Regions from separate parts of the Mus musculus genome. Here region 2 is linked to region 1. Evidence: chromatin loops called from intact Hi-C (ENCODE). Cell type or tissue: heart. All regions are shown on one strand.

Region 1 (8,000 bases):
AGTGAATCTTAGGTGGAGCACTTGTTGGTCCCAGTTGTTATCAATGAATTCTATCCCAGGTGGTTCCTGTTAGACCTTCTGTATTTGCATTCCTCTGTTTTATGTAAGAATCCAGTAACCACTTTGTACCTTGCTGGTGTGTCACCCAACTTCCTTATTTTCTTCTGTATAAAAAGTTTGATGCTCGATTTGACAAATTACATTCAGATTCTACACTACCTCTCCTGTGTGCATCTGTCTGTCATCTCATCCAACGCTTTGCCCACCTGGGACTAGAGACCCGTTCCAAGCAGACAAAGGGATCCAGAGGGTCTGTGGCAGCTGTACACTTGTCTCCAGCCCGTCTGGTGTTCACTGTGACTGATATACAGGAGTGTAGACTGCTACTCTTGCTTGTCCTTCTTATTTCCAATTTTGATTAATTGTCTATTTCTGAATTGAATTTTACCTTTTCTGGCCAAATAAAACATTTCTAAAAACAAGAGGTTGAGAGTAAGTTAAAATCGGGTCATTACTTGAGAACTCAGGAAGCATCTCTGATATACAAAATAACCAAGCAGAAATTTTTTATTGTCCACCAGATCATTATCTATAGTGAGTATGGGGTAGCACGAATGACCTCTCTGGGGCCATATGTCTGCCATGCTTCCATTGTGATGGTAGTGGACTAAACCTCTGAAATGTATGTATCCCAGCCCCAGTAAGAGTTGTCATAGGCATGGTGTCTCTTCACAGCAATAGAAACCCTAAGACATTAGATAGTTCCAGGAACTGGGGGATTGCTGTGATAGTCCTGACCATGTTTTTCTTTGGAAGAATGTGGACTTTGGGACAGAAAAGCAGCTCAATGCTTTAAGCTTGGGTTAATGGGCCTTACTAGTTGGAGCATGGAAGACAGTAGTGCTGAGGGTGATTTGAACTGTGGGGGTCCAGCTCAAGAGGTTTCAGAGGAGAAAATATTAGTATGTATCCTAAAGACTATTATTATTGTGATAGTTTGGCAAAGAATGTGGTTACTTTCTGCCCTTGTCAGATTTATGCTATGAAAGAATAGATGGAGTAAATTAGTTCTGGAAGAAAAATCTCTCCAAAGAATTCAGTGTGTTATACTCATGTCACTTGTATTAGTCAGGCTTCTCTAGAGGGACAGAATTTATAGAATGAGTGTGTGTGTGTGTGTGTGTGTGTGTGTGTGTGTGTGTGTGTGTGTGTGTAATTTATTGAAATGGTTTACACGCTGTATGTAATCCAGCTAGCCAACAGTGGCTATCTACCAACAGAAAGTATGTGAATCCAGTAGTTGTTCAATCTATGTATGGCTTGATGTCTCAACTAGTCTTCAGTATATGCCAGAATATGGGAAGAAGGCTCTAATGCCAATGAAGGAATGGACTTGTTAGGCAGAGAAAGCTTTCATCTTTCATGTCCTTTAATTTATAGAGGCTGCCACCAGAAGGTGTGGCCCAGAATAAAGGTAAATCTTTCCACTTTTAAAGATCCCAGATTAAAAGCGGCTCTTCCTACTTTAAATGATTTTGGGAAAAAAAAATCACAGATGTGCCCAGCCAGTTGCTTAGGTTTCAGCTAGTTCCATATGTAGACCAGTTGACATCCAAGAAGTTGTCACATCACTTTTGATTTATGTGTTGGCTGTTATTGCAGACAATTTTACTTTTGCTTGAATTTGATATCTGAGTTTGTATTAATTTGGTTGTTTACTTATTTCCAAACTACTTTGAAAATTTGACCTGTAATCCAAGTACTTGGGAAACTGAGGCAGGATAATTGTGAGTTCCAGACCAGCCTAGACTAAATAATGAGATACTGTCTCAAAACTAAAAGAGAAAAATAGGAAAAAAATACAGCTGCCTGGGTCTTCAGGGAGCACTCATCTTGGTTTTCCTTTTTGACCCTTAGGATACTGATGAATTTATTTTGCCAACTGGAGCTAATAAAACCCGAGGCAGATTTGAACTAGCTTTCTTTACCATTGGAGGATGTTGCATGACAGGTACAATTTTTATTTTTAGATTTATTTTATTTTATGTATGAGAACACTGTCGCTGTCTTTCAACCCACCATAAGAGGGCATCAGATCCCATTACAGATGGTTGTGAGCCACCATGTGGTTGTGGGAATTGAAAGCACAACCTCTGAAGGAGCCATCTAACCGCTGAGCCATCTCTCCAGCCCCAATATTTTTATTTGTAATGTCCTTAAATCCAAGTCGTTAATGGTGCTTAAAGTGAAAAGTAACTAGGATATTCTTTTCGTTTTTAAAGCTTGTATTGCATTTCTCATTATATAAAAAAGCAACCAGAATTATTTTTAATAAAAAGCTTTTTTTTTTTTTTTAATTGTTATGATTTGCCACCAGGGGCCGCATTCGGGGCAATGAACGGTCTTCGTTTAGGATTGAAGGAAACCCAGAGCATGGCCTGGTCCAAACCAAGAAATGTACAGTAAGTCTAGATGCTTGCATAGTAACCACTGCTTTGGGGTCTGGTGTTAATAAAGTGCTTAGATAATTAACAACCCCCACCACCACCTCTCTCTCTTTTAATATATGGTTTTGGTTTCAAAGCATAAGGAACCAAGTTACTGTGTCCTAGCTTTGCAGGGGTGTAGATTTTGGTTAGTGTCTTCATTTAACTGGTACAACCCCAATCTGATTTTTTTGGTTTACATGTGCTCTCCAAATTTATATGGCAAATTTATATTTTTAAATTGTTGAGTTACTAATAGGGATTTTTGATTGTTCTTGGGCCTGTAGGACTCAGAACTTGATGATAGAAGCTAGATCTATTAGCTTCTTGCTGACATGCTTAAATGGGGAGGGGCAGAAACACTCAACTAGAATTTCTTTTTTTAAAGATTTATTTATTTATTATATGTAAGTGCACTGTAGCTGTCTTCAGTCATTCTAGAAAAGGGTATCAGATTTTGTGAGCTACTATGTGGTTGCATGTGGTTGAACTCGGGACCTTTGAAGAGCAGTTGGTGCTCTTAACCACTGAGCCATCTCACCAGCCCCTTAACTGGAATTTCTACAATTCCAAGATCATTATTATATATGTATGTGCAAGTGTGCAGATGTCCACATGAGCGGGTGCATATGAAGGCCAAAGGTCAGCCTAAAGTGTCCTTTCTCAGGAGCTATCCCACTTACCCAGTGAGCCATCTGCCCAGAAGCATTCTTAATCTCTGAATTGTGAATGTATCGTCCTGCCAGAAGGTGGCAGCAGGCGTGCTGGAGTTGGCCTTAGGAAACCTTAGAGGCTTGCCAGGTTTTTCTGTTGCTGTTACTGCATGAACTCCTTTGTTGACAATGCAGATTTTGTAGTATGAGAAGCTAAAATACTGTAATAAATACCTGTGAACCCTAATTCTTCTACAACAACCCTCAGCCTTGGCCAGTCACCCAGTTTCTTCTATTGTATCATTTTGAAACAAATCCCCAACCAATATTTATAATGAATTTAGAAGTGGGAAGTCTCTTAAACAAAATGCTATATTCCATTTTTGAAAACAATAGCAACATAATCTTCTCATCTTCCCATATTGAGAAGCAGCATTTAATAATTGGAAAGGGGTAGAATTTATAGCCAAACATGTTGTGTTTAACTCGAGAATTGTAGTTTAACCACTTAATATTTTGTGATCTTGAGTAAAAACTTTGTCTACTTTCTGCCTTGCAGAGTTGTGGGAAAGTGGCAGGTGATAAAATGTGAGCAGTAGATAAAGGCTCACAAACGGAAGTGAAGTGTGCCGACAGACCGTCCCCAGAGAGCTCTACCAAGTTCTTAGTGTGTTACCCAGTAGTAGTCAGCCATCCCAGACACATTCCTGTGATGGTGTTACACTGCTGGGAGAGTAATGTGTGCTCTTCACCTGGTTGCTGGGTCACCGTTCTGGTGGGCTGTGACTCTGGTGTAAGACCAAACTTTGCTTCCTTGAGAGTGTGCTAAGCATTCGCTTTGACTGCTTAGTTCTAGTATGGGAGCAGACAGTGCTTTCTCCGTGTGCTCTAGTAAAGGCAGCTCTTCCTTTCTCTTCAGTTCTGCTTTGCACTCTAACACCCATGTCCTTTCCATTGGCCCTACTTAGTATTCTGAAATGTATTCCCTTTCCCAAAGAATGTCAAACCACTCTGTCACAGGTACAGTGACATTGTTTTAACACAGATCATCAGTTTGTAAATACATTTCAGGCTGCTGTTTAAAGCCTTTGTATTTAATCTGTCCTAAATAATTTTGTGCCTTTACTATCATAAACCTCACTTATATAAAGTAACAACCTTATTTATTAAAATCTGGGGTGGTATTAAGGTGTACCTTGAAGTTCCAAAAATCATTTAGGCGTGGGCCTATATATTTTAAATAGCTATAGCTATGGCTTATAAGATTACTAGAGAAGCAGTGACCCTAAATACATTTTTCTCTCTCTCTCATTCTTCCCTGGTAGGATTTTGAATATGGTGACTAGGCAAGGAGCACTTTGGGCTAATACTCTAGGCTCCCTGGGTAAGTATAAATCTTGTTCGATTAATCTTTTGTGTTGAGACAATGCCTCGTGTAGCCCAGTTTCACTTCATACTTTAGTTATGTAGTTGAGAAGCTTGGGATGCTGATCTTCCTGGTCCCGTCTTCCAAGTTCTGAAATTACACATGTGCCCTGGGGAACAAGCCCAGGGCTCCTGGCATGCTAGGCAAACACTCCTCCCCTGGGCCATATCCCCAGCTAGTAAGTCATTCATATAAAAAAAGAATGTGCAGTTTGGTCAACCAAGATTCTGGTTCTAGGCTAAACAACATTTAAATCCACTCTGGTAAATATTGTAACTACCATCTGAGAAAAGACTCGTAAATGCTCTTGTCTAACAGTATGCTAAGTAAAATCCTGTTTTCAACTAAAAGATGTCCAAGTAATGGAGCTATACATGTTGGGGAAGGTTCAAAGTCCTGTAGTGAGACGTGACAGACAGACAGATGGAGTCAGTCTTTATGCTTTGTTTTCCTAGTAGCCTGTTGATTTAGTGAGTTCATCTGTAGATTTGCAGTAACTCTCTTGTAGATAAGGAAAGCATTCCCAGTTGTAGACAAGGGGTGATTTAATGGTGCTTAGTCAGAGCCCAGTGCTTTGATTACACTGACCATGAATAGTTTGTTCTTCTGATTGCTAGTGATTTATAATCTACTTGTAACGCATACACATTACCTTCTAAAGTTTTCATAATTTTTAGACAAGCTGAACTTAATGGTACTCTTTCTACTTATAGCAGATGGAATAAGGAACAAACTTGAAAAGACAAAAGGCCACTATTGTAACTTGTTATGAAATTTGGAAAGTGCATTTTCATACCAGAAAGCCAAATTCCCATTTTGTATTTTGATAAATGATGGCTTTGATAGTCTGCTTACGTCTACAACCCTGAAACAACCTTCTATACACACAAGTCATGTTCCTCTGTTCTTTTGTAATTGCTTATATACCTAGGGAACTCAGCAGCCTCTGCCTACATCACAACTTATTTATTTTTAGCCCTGGAAATCCTGCATTCCAGAAAGCCCTGTAGTTTTAGGCAAGAAGCAATAGATGATCACTGTGGTGGTTACCGTGTGCTCCATTGTAATATGATGTGGCTGGTCACAATGTTATCTATGTGATCATTTTCATAAAAAGTATAGAAGTTCAGGGGCTGGAGAGATAGATGGCTCAGTGGTTAAGAGCACTGACTGCTCTTCTGAAGGTCCTGAGTTCAAATCCCAGCAACCACATGGTAGCTCACAACCATCCATAATGAGATCTGATGCTTCTTCTGTGGTGTCTGAAGTCAGCTACAGTGTATTTACATATATATAAAAAAATAAATAAATCTTTAAAAAAAAAGTATAGAAGTTCTACAACAGACAGCTGGCAAGGCTGCGCTTGATGGAATGTTGGGAAGGCAAGTATAGCTAGAGTTGGTTTTAGCTTTTTTGAGCCATGTAGAGTTGGCTGATCCCTAACTTACAGAGAGAGCTTCCTTCCTCTGCCTCACTAGGGCTAGGATTAAAGGTGTGTGTCACTGTTGCCTACAGTGTTTTTCTATAATAGAAATATGTGGGTACTTTTTTTAAAAGTATAGGCAGCATAAGTAAAATTTGAGATATTTTTCTTAGACTCTGCAGTAATACTTTCTAGTAATAGCATTTCTTCTGCATCTTCACAACCCCTTCTTTGTATAGCCAGTCAGTTGTGTGCACATGTACCTGATTTTATGTATCAGTAAATGAGGGGTTTTCTTGATTTTTGTTTTTATTTTTTTGTTTTGGCTCTCCTGGAACTCACTCTGTAGACCAGGCTGGCCTTGAACTCAGATCCACCTGCCTCTGTCTCCCTACTAAAGCATGTGCCACCGTGGCCTGGCATCTTCCTACCTTTTATGTGACTATTATGGGAAATCCCTTTCTGGATCCCTGCAGTGATGCAGATGCTCTTGGTGGACATTTTATTTGTTGCCGGAATTTTCCTGTTAAAGCAGAGCTTCAGAGATGGTTCTGTTTGTCTGTGGCTGTGCTTACCTAAGACAATGACTGTTCTAACTTTCATCGCTGTCTTTCTGCTTTAGCTTTGCTCTATAGTGCTTTTGGTGTTATCATTGAGAAAACACGGGGTGCAGAAGATGACCTCAACACAGTAGCAGCTGGAACCATGACCGGGATGTTGTATAAATGTACAGGTGAGCTATACTGAGTGGACAACTGAGATGGTTTTAACTGTCATATATAATATTCAGAGGAAAAAATACACACGTGTGCATATAGTTATTAAGGATTTTATCATTTTCTAAGTCCTCTCATATGCAAGCCTCAAGGGAGTAAAGTCAGACTTTTTTTCATAAACAAGGCAAGATAAACTGTCTTTACCTGCTATACCTTTCTTTTGTGACCTAGGCTAAGCAAATCCTAGTCTGATCCAAAAGTCTCTGTTTCTCTGTGTCTGTCTGTCTCTCTCTCTCTCTCTGTCTGTGTCCGTCTCTCTCTCTCTCTGTGTGTGTCTCTCTCTCTCTCTCTCTTTGTTTTGGATTTTTTGCCATAACCACATTGCCTCTAGAATGCCTTTAGAAATAAGGGAACTCTTAGAAAAGGGAGGGGTAATAGTCAAGCTGGGCCTGAACAGTGGGCGGAACTTCAAGTATATCATAGGAAAGGTGTGGGACACAAGTCTGGAAGAGAGTTTTAGATTTGAAACATAGGAAGCTAGAGTGAGAAGTTTAAATTTAGGTTAAAAGTCATCAAAGATATTTGAACAAAGCATTACTAGAATTGGGCTGGAGAGATAGCTCAGCAGTTAAAACTACTTGGCTGTTCTTTCAAAAGACCTAGATTTGATTCTCACAACCATCTCTAACTCTATTCCCAGAGGATCCAGTCCCTCTCCTGGCCCCTGTGGGCACTGTGTCCATGTATATACTGACATGCTTGCAAAACACCAATATACAATCAATCAAAGAATTACTAGAGTTATACTTGTGAGAGATTGTTAGAAACCTGGATAGAAGGTAGAAGCAGCCAGGCATGGTGCTTTACGCCTTTAATCCCAGCATTCAGGAGGCAGAGGTATATGGATCTCTGAGCTTGAGACCAGCCTGGTCTACAGAGCAAGTTCCAGGACAGCCAGGGCTACCCAGACCTTATCTCAAGATGAAAAAGAAAAGGTGGAAGCATAAAGCCAAAGTAGTTGAGGAATACTGCTAATTATGTTTAAAATTTATGATAATTCGCCTCAAGTATAGCTACAAATGGTAAACTTTACACCTGATGAAGGCATGTGAGGGGAAAGGCATATATCAGAGACAGATGGTTTGGGCTTGTCTGGCGTACATGAAGTTGTGCTGGGTTAAATATTCAGTGTTATATAAAACCAGATGTAGTGTGCACATAAAATCCCAGCACTCTAGTAGTAGAAAATCAAAAGTTGAGGGTCCTTTTTAGCTGTGTAGGAAATTTGAGACCAAA
Region 2 (8,000 bases), 530 kb after region 1:
GACGGTCTGGAGTCCTAGCTTCTGCTGTGTCACCCATAGGGCAGCCATAAAGGACTCTCTCCCTGTCAGAGTCCCGTGTGGCTTTCACCTGGAATCCGAGTGAGCCTCCACTGTTTTCTGTTTTGTCTGCTACTCCAAATCACTTGCTTAAGAACACACCAGATTCAAGCGGGGCGTAGTGGTGCACGCCTTTAATCCCAGCACTTGGGAGGCAGAGGCAGGCAGATTTCTGAGTTCAAGGCCAACCTGGTCTACAAAGTGAGTTCCAGGACAGCCAAGACTACACAGAGAAACCCTGTCTCAAAAAACAAAAACAAACAAACAAAAAACAAAAAAATCACACCGGGTTGGAAAGAAAATCCTTCTCACAGTCATAACATGTGATTTTCTAGAAAATACATTGGAATTTTGTAGTGAGTAGTCTCTACTTACCATGACAAAGTGGACACAAGTAAATTAGACTTCTGTATTACATTTCTGTACCCCCCCCCCCCCACACCTCTGGAAAATAGAACATTTGCTCGGCATAATTGTGTGTGTGTTACTAACTGGGATTACAGCTCTGCACCACCATGCCTGGTTTTTGCAGGGCTAGAATCAAAGCCATTCTGAAAGTCACCCTGGCCTCCTGACTAAAGCCCCTCCCCTGGCACAGAAACTGATCAGGCAGTTTACCTCAGCCAGACAGCTGCCCTGTGGAGACAGACAGGGGCTGACAACTGCCCAAGAATCCCGGTTCAATACTAAGGTAACTGACAAACCAAGGAATCCCACTGCTGTTCTTGAAGAAGAAACTAGCACCCTACCCAAAAATAACATCTGTCCAAACCTCAAGCCGGGACTCTTAGAGTTTGCATTCCCAAATAAACACCACAGGCCACTAGTTCTGTGCATTATTTAGCTAAAAAGTCCCAGAAACAACCCGTAATTATTTCAGCGACAGAAGAGACCTAGAGCTCCTCATTCAGAACCAGTCAACAGCAAATGCGCCTCCGGGGGCAGGGGCTCCCTCCCACCCCTCATCTCAAACTGCTTCTTGTTTCCCTAGGGGATAAATGTACCACACAAAGGCCAGGGCTTGGTGCCACTCATCTACACTGTAAGCAATGTTCTGTGGTAAGAACAAGGGGCCTTTGAGCCAGCAGTCATGAGTTTTGGACTGGAAACAAAAGTATAATTGATAAGCTTTCTTATTGGAACTTTGTCTCTAAAGATACCAAGGAATAATTTTAAATGACTCAAATAATCTACTTTATATCCCATTTTGAAAGGATGATAATGGGGTAGTTTGAGTGACATCACGGTCACAGTGATAACACTTTTAAAGCCCAGGTCGATGGCCTCTTGAAGAGCTGAGGTAGAGACACACGAGGCAGGCCTTGGTGGGAGCAAGTCAGAACTCTTGGGCTAGGAAGGGCATTCGTGGTATCTGCATAACAGATGTGGGGACATGGGGCTCTGCATGTACACCAGGGATGGGATAAGACTCAGGGTCTCACATGGACCAGCCACTACCACAGAGCCTTAGCCCCGCCCTGGGATACAGAACACCTAACTCTAAGAACATGTAATCCAGCCAAACAAGGAAACTGCAGAGCCAGCAAGAAACCACATTCCTTTCTATTTTCAGAAAAATAAAATTTGTATTATTTGTGGAAGGAGTCCAGTAGGAAAGCTCTAAGTGGCAATCATCTGTGTGTGTGTGTGTGTGTGTGTGTGTGTGTGTGTGTGTATGCGTGTGTGTGCATCAATAATTAGACACTGCATATTTAACCAGATATTCATGCTTGAAAGATCCAGGCTTAACGAGGTAGGAGAGAATGAGTAACTGTAATAAAAATAGCTGCACGAGTTTGCCCTTCCCAAACAGCGGTGAAGCAGGAGACATGTCATTAAGGCTGTGAGGCTGGCTTCCCCTCTGCACTTGGCGTCTGTCTCACAGACAGTCTCAGGAACAACTTAACAAGACTGAGCAAGGACACTGAAGGGCTCAGCAGCAGCAGAAGGGGTGCTCGATCTTAAAGTGACAGGCCCGGGGACTAGGAAGGTCGCTCAGCTCAGAGTGTTTGCCTAGCGTGCATAGAGCCCTGGCTTTGACCTTAACACTGCAAAACAAAACAACACAACAACAACAACAAAAAACAGGTCTGGTACTGCATAGCTAACAATCCTCGGGTGATCTGGGAGAATCATTAGTTCAAGGCCATTGGTCTGGGGAGATAGCTTGGTAAGCAGTAAAGTAGACCTAAATTCTGATCCCTGGCACCCACAGAAAAGCTGGGCATGGTGGCACACCTGCAACCCCAGCACTGTGTGGGGTGGGATAGGTGGATCTTAAGGACTCAACAGTCAGCTAGTCTAGCCCTGAACTCAGGTTCAGTGAGAAACCCTGTCCAAAAATAAAATAAAATAAAATAAAATAAAAGAGAGTAGAGAATGATAGAGGAAGACTCCAGATGTTGACCTCTGGCCACCAAGACACACATATGGGCACATGCATCTGTATATACCACACTAAAACCCAAAGGAAATTCAAGGTCACCCAACAGAGGAGCCAAAGGCCAGCTATGTGAATGAGGGAGGGAGGAGGGGAGGAAAGGGGGAGGGAGGAGGGGAAGAAGGGAGGAAGGGAAGGATTGGTGGAGTCAGAACTTTCAGATATGTGTAGATGAGGCAGTTTCTAGGTGCCGGCTCATGACCGTATGAACAGGGATACAAGGACACAGGGGTCCCTTGGAACAAGGGGACTCTGGGGCCAAGTTGTTCTTGGAAACCCATAAAGTAACCCATCTTTGGAGATGGTCAGGACCTTGACCCTAAAGAAAATAATGAGAAGTAAGTATCTGGCCCAACATCATGGTAACAGAGTCATCCTTTTACTGAAGTGACGTGAGAGACTGAAGCGGAACCTGGGCCAATACCAGCTGTAGAAACACAGTATCTGCCTTCTGTGGGTGTGCTCTGCTCTGAGACAGGGTCTGCCTCCAAGCTACCCCTCTTCTAGGAAGATACTCACCGCAGACATCCATATACTAGCCAACTGAGCCAGACCCAGGCACATGTCTGGAATGCAGCCATGAGCAAACAGGGTCTCTTGGAGCTCCTCCACGGCGCACAGGAGGCCATGGATACAGAGCTATCCATGGATCCATGTAAGAGAGCCAGGCACTGGGAGTGGGGATCATTCCAACAGTGTGGGGAAGGGGGGTGAGAGTGAAGGTGAGGCCGGTGAGGCCATGCAGAGACCTGACCATGGGACCAGGAGGGGGAAGAGGAGCATCCATGCCGAGGGCCTGAGGCAGGAGAAACAGCCAGAGAAGCAGTGTGGCTGGAGCACGGGAGGCAGGTGGGAAGCGGTGGCCAGTGGGACTGCAGGAAGACCCTCAAGTCACTGTGTCAAGTCACTGGCCTGAAGCCCTCCAGCCACATCTCATTACAAGTGTTAGGCAGAGCTATGACCTGGTCACTGTTTGAATTTGGAAATGAACCATGACAGAAAGAGATGTCATCGCGTGTCACGTTGACAAGGGGTGGACTTGTTATGACTAATTTGGGTTGTCAACTTGACTACATCTGGAATCAACTAAAACCCAAGCTGCTAGACACTCCTAGACACTCCTTCCTTGGAGGGATTCTCTTAGTGTTGAAGCTGGAAGATCTGCCCTGTATCTGGGTCCCACCTCCTGATGGCAGCTCACATACAGGGATGTGGAAGACGGAAACTTTGCCGTTTCCCTGAGGCCCTCACTCTCACTGGCTGGTTCACCTGTCCTGTTGCTGATGGAGTTAAATCCATCTTCTTCAGGACAGTGTAGACTGAAAACCAGCAACAGTCCAGGAATCCTCTAGGAACCCAGCCTCAGACTGGGACTGCAGAGACAGCCACCCTCATGGGCTGGATGACGACCTGATTCTTGCCCTTTCTACTGTGAGACAGCCATTGTTGAGTTATCTGGATGACAGTCTGCAAGCCATCTGAAAAGGTCCTGTGTAAATAAACACAATGTGACAACCAGTGTTGGTAGCAATTCATGGCTGAACCCACAAGGAACATAAAGGGTCCAGTCCTCCCAGGTACATCTGTAAACTGTGGCTTCACCTTTTCCCTTTAACAATGACAGGCAGAAATAACTGCACTGTGCTTGGACGGGGGCCAAGTTCTGCTTTACTAACTAGAACAATGTATCTTAAACTAAACAAGATATCCAACAATTGCGACATGTTAACCTAAATGTTGTCTTTCTCTCTCTCTCTCTCTCTCTCTCTCTCTCTCTCTCTCTCTCTCTCTCTCTCTCTTTCTCTCTCTCTCTCTCTCTCTCTCTCAAATGGGGAATGCCTTCACAATTTAAATAGAATAAAATCTCCCGGACTAAGGGTGTAGCTCCATGGTACAGCACTGGGCAGCATGTGCAGGGCTCTAGGTCCAGGCTCACTACTTTAAGTATCTTCCTGTGGTGCCACAGGGTTTAAGTTTAAGGTAAGGAGGGTCTTTGTGTGTACCAATGTATGGAGGGAAACACCCAGCTGACTGATTTTGCAGGTGTGACTTCCACCTGGTGGACAAACTGAGAATAACACCAGTGGGCGACAGACTCGGGCAGTAGCAATGGGTTTTGGTTTTCCCCTTCTCTTTCCACTTCTAATATCTTGCCCATCTACTTAATAATGAAAATACTGAAACATTTGGCTGTTTTAAGATTCATTCTTCCTAGGCCAGAACTCAAAAGCATCACCTTTATTTCTCAGATGCTTTTCCTTAGGCCCTGATAGGATGTGAATAGATTTCAAAGTGTTTTCAGTGATGAGAACTTCCTGCCAACAGTTTGGCAACATTTGGCTGATGTGGTGGGACACACCTAGCGTCTCCTAGGAAGAGAGGTCACTGAGGGATTACCTGGGCTGGCCTGCAGGTATGTGTGTGTGCGGCTAATGGATGGGCAGAGACTAAGACAGGAGGAGCCAGGAGCAGTCACCCTTCTCTCTCAGCTTTAGATGGTGGGTGTGACTGACGCTCCTGCCTTACCTGTCGGCTATAACGAACTGCGACCTGGAACTGTAAGCCAGACACACCGCTTCCTGCCCCATGTTACTTTGGGTCAGGTTGTCTTAGCAGCCACAGATGTGAAATAAAGGCAGCTGGTTAACAGACTTGGTGCTCACCTTAGCCAGACCAGGAACACCTTAGATAACCAATGCTACAGCTTTCCCTCCAGTCACCGACTTAAAACAAACAAAACAGGGCAGCAGAGTATACTGAATTCTCTGAGAAGTCACCCAGCCTTATTCTACAAAGCATAATGCACTTTTCACGCCACATCAGAGTTCACAGGAAAACACAACCGTGGCTGAGCCGTGAGGAGAGCCCACAGGGCGGCATCTCCAGGTAGTTTCCTCTTCTGTAAAGCTCACAGCTCCCAAGAGCCATCATCGAATCCACCAAATGCCAGGAAGAGTGTTATATGAGCCCAGCCATCAGGAGGCTGCCCAAGAGGATAATCTCATTCAAGACCAACCTGGGCAATATTCTGAGAATTCATTTTAAATAAAATTATTTGAAGTGACCCTCAATAGGGAATTGTTTTGGGAGTGTGTTATAAATTTCCCCTTCATTTTCCTGTTGAGCTAATTAAAATTGGAGTCATAAGGACCACCCTCTAAAAGAACAACACAGTGGGCTTAGAGCCCCCTGCTGACCTGGTCTGGGAAGATGAACTCAGAAGACAGACAACACCAAGGCCGACCTTTCCTTTTAAATGCATGTTGGGCACCAATCCCTACGTGAACAATGGACGCAAGCTCTCTAGGTCTGTCGGGTAGAACCAAGCGCCTGCTCTCGTCAGACACCCGTGCTCCTGCCTGCTGATCCTCGGAAGCGAGGAATGAAGATGCAGAAGCAGGCAGTGGGTGACAGGGCCAACGTCACCTCCTGTCCCTCATATCCACACGATGTCCTTCACTACCAGAGCGATGGCAGGGGGTGTGGAAGAGACAGAACAACCAACATGGAAGCAAGAGGCCGACAGGCCACATGCAAAGGCCCCTTCTCCACTGCAAAGCTGACGGGGACATATTGGAAAGGTAGCTAGCTATGTTCATTCAGCCAGAGGCGACAGACACTCAGGGACCCTGATCAGGAAGAGGAGACATGTGACATTGTTTGTGGCATTGTTTGGGCACAGGCACACCACCTTGAGAGAGGCTGTTGGTGTTCAGTCAGAGAACAGAGTGTGATAGAAATGGCAGCTCCATCCCCCCACCTCCTTCCCCCACCCTGCCCTGCCCAGGCCTATTTAACTGGTCAGTAGTATAGAGCTTCGAGTAGCACGTGGTACCTGCACCTCAGCCTGCGAGGCACTAGCATTTCTGCCTGGTCTGATGTGGTTAAGTCAGGAATTATGTGGGCACCTTCTTTCTCTGTAGTATAGGTCCCGGCTCAGCTACAACTGCAGCCACATCCCAGTACAAGTCCCACTGTCCTGTGCTTCCTAGAATCTCAGCGGGATGGGCATGTGGCCAGTCCTCCCAAATCCTGCTGCTTTACCAAGCGTGAGGGCTCAGGTCCTCCAGACCCGGGGCATGCCAAGGGTACTGGGGCTAAGGCTGGAAGGGAGGGTTTGGTCTCCCCCAGGAAAGTGTTACCCTCTGCACTGCTTAGCATTACTACAGAGCTGAGGCGGGCACTCTAGTTCCTTGGTTGGAGAGATTACCCTTTAACTAGAGAGGGACTTATGCCACAGGCAGGATTTCACCCACATCTGTCTCTGAAAAAGCCTACACAGTCTTTCTATGCCATACGCAAAAAATGGAGGAAAGGTTGACTGAATAAGCAAACCGAGGATGACCAAATAACAATTTGGAAATGAGCTCAAACACCCTGTGACCCGTACAAAGAGATCACTCCCAACTTGGAGTTAACAGATCATAAAGTGGAATTGGGCATCAGGTATACGGAACAAATGTCTAAGCAGCGAAGCAGTTAAAATGATGGAAGGACAAACTGATACAATCTATGTGCAAAATACAGACATCAAGACAGCTCTAAGGTGCATGCCTTTAGTCCCAACAGCAGGGATGAGGCGGCTGCATCTCTGTAAGTTCTGAGGCTAGCCTGGTCTACATAGTGAGTTCCAGGACAGCTTGGGCTATAAAGAGAGACCCTGTCTTGAAAAACAAGAATTTTGAAAAAGACTTCATTTAATCCCAGCACTGGGGTGGCAGAGGCAGGTAGGCACCATGATTTTGAAGTCAGCCTGATCTACATAGAGAGAGACTATCTTTTTTTTAAAAAAAAGATTGTTCTCTTCAGTGCTACACGATTTTTCTAATAAATCAAAACCATTTAAAAAATACCAAAGAGTTCAAGTTTCTAGTTTGGCCCACAGAAAGCACAGATACCGTGGCTCTATCCTAACCAGAGCCGGACAAGCTGGGAACCAGGGTTTCTCTTCAGCTCTGGCAGAGAACTGAACCCCTGCAGCCGACCATTGCCTCAAGAAGCTGATGAGCAGAAAGCTCCTTGGCCCCCAGAACCTGTCAGGAAGACTAACCCATCACTGAGGCCTGCAGGAGGCTCAGCATGATGAGGCTGGGATGGTCAGACCCAGGGGCCGGCGGGAGTCTGCCTTCTAGGAGTTCTACTGATTTCCCCAAAGACTGGAGAATTCCCTGCCTCCCCTGCCAGGGCCAGGGGGAAAGTAGCCAGAGGCTCTGCTCTTCAGCAGGCCCACCCTGGTAAGAAGTCACTTTATCAGAGAGTAACCTGGGAAGGTTTTAGCTGAACCTAACTGACTTGGAGAAGAGACAAGCGAACTTCAGCCAGCCCTCTCCAGCATCCCCATGGGAGAGGGACAGTCCCCACCTCACCTGGCGGGAGAGCCCCATGCACAGATGAAGCCCTCAGTTCAAGGTCAAAGGCACAAGGACACAGATTGTCCTCGGTGTAACTGTGACCTCTAGGGCACCCATCTTGGTGCCGTGACAAGGCAGTGCAGGAGCTCTTC

Evidence for each region. Hi-C counts contacts between places; a loop is a spot of excess contacts. Peaks named below come from ENCODE experiments on the same cell type or tissue, not always from the same donor. Only the 100,000 strongest peaks of a DNase experiment are listed, where the experiment ranks them.
Region 2: a loop joins it to region 1, with 2.2 times the contacts of the local background. A loop is called at or near these places in 3 of 42 quality-filtered maps.

Annotation. Positions count from the first base shown.
Region 1 is chr14:32,187,865-32,195,864 of GRCm38, reverse strand. It overlaps Timm23 (translocase of inner mitochondrial membrane 23), which reads left to right. Exons shown (of 7, transcript NM_016897.3): 3 at 1,918-2,011; 4 at 2,378-2,462; 5 at 4,465-4,523; 6 at 6,611-6,721. It overlaps LOC115488402 (a small nucleolar RNA gene), which reads left to right and starts at 3,815; the gene lies at 3,815-4,011. In heart, CTCF peaks have their summits at 2,058 (motif pointing right) and 3,227 (motif pointing right); no DNase peak of the experiment used is centred here.
Region 2 is chr14:31,653,575-31,661,574 of GRCm38, reverse strand. The region is part of intron 1 of Btd (biotinidase); the gene reads right to left. Among named protein-coding and RNA genes, the nearest start is that of Btd, 17 kb to the right of the region's middle. In heart, a CTCF peak has its summit at 4,560 (motif pointing left); DNase peaks (open chromatin) are centred at 1,044, 1,514, 1,934, 4,524 and 3 weaker places; H3K4me3 peaks cover 184 bases; H3K27ac peaks cover 5,308 bases.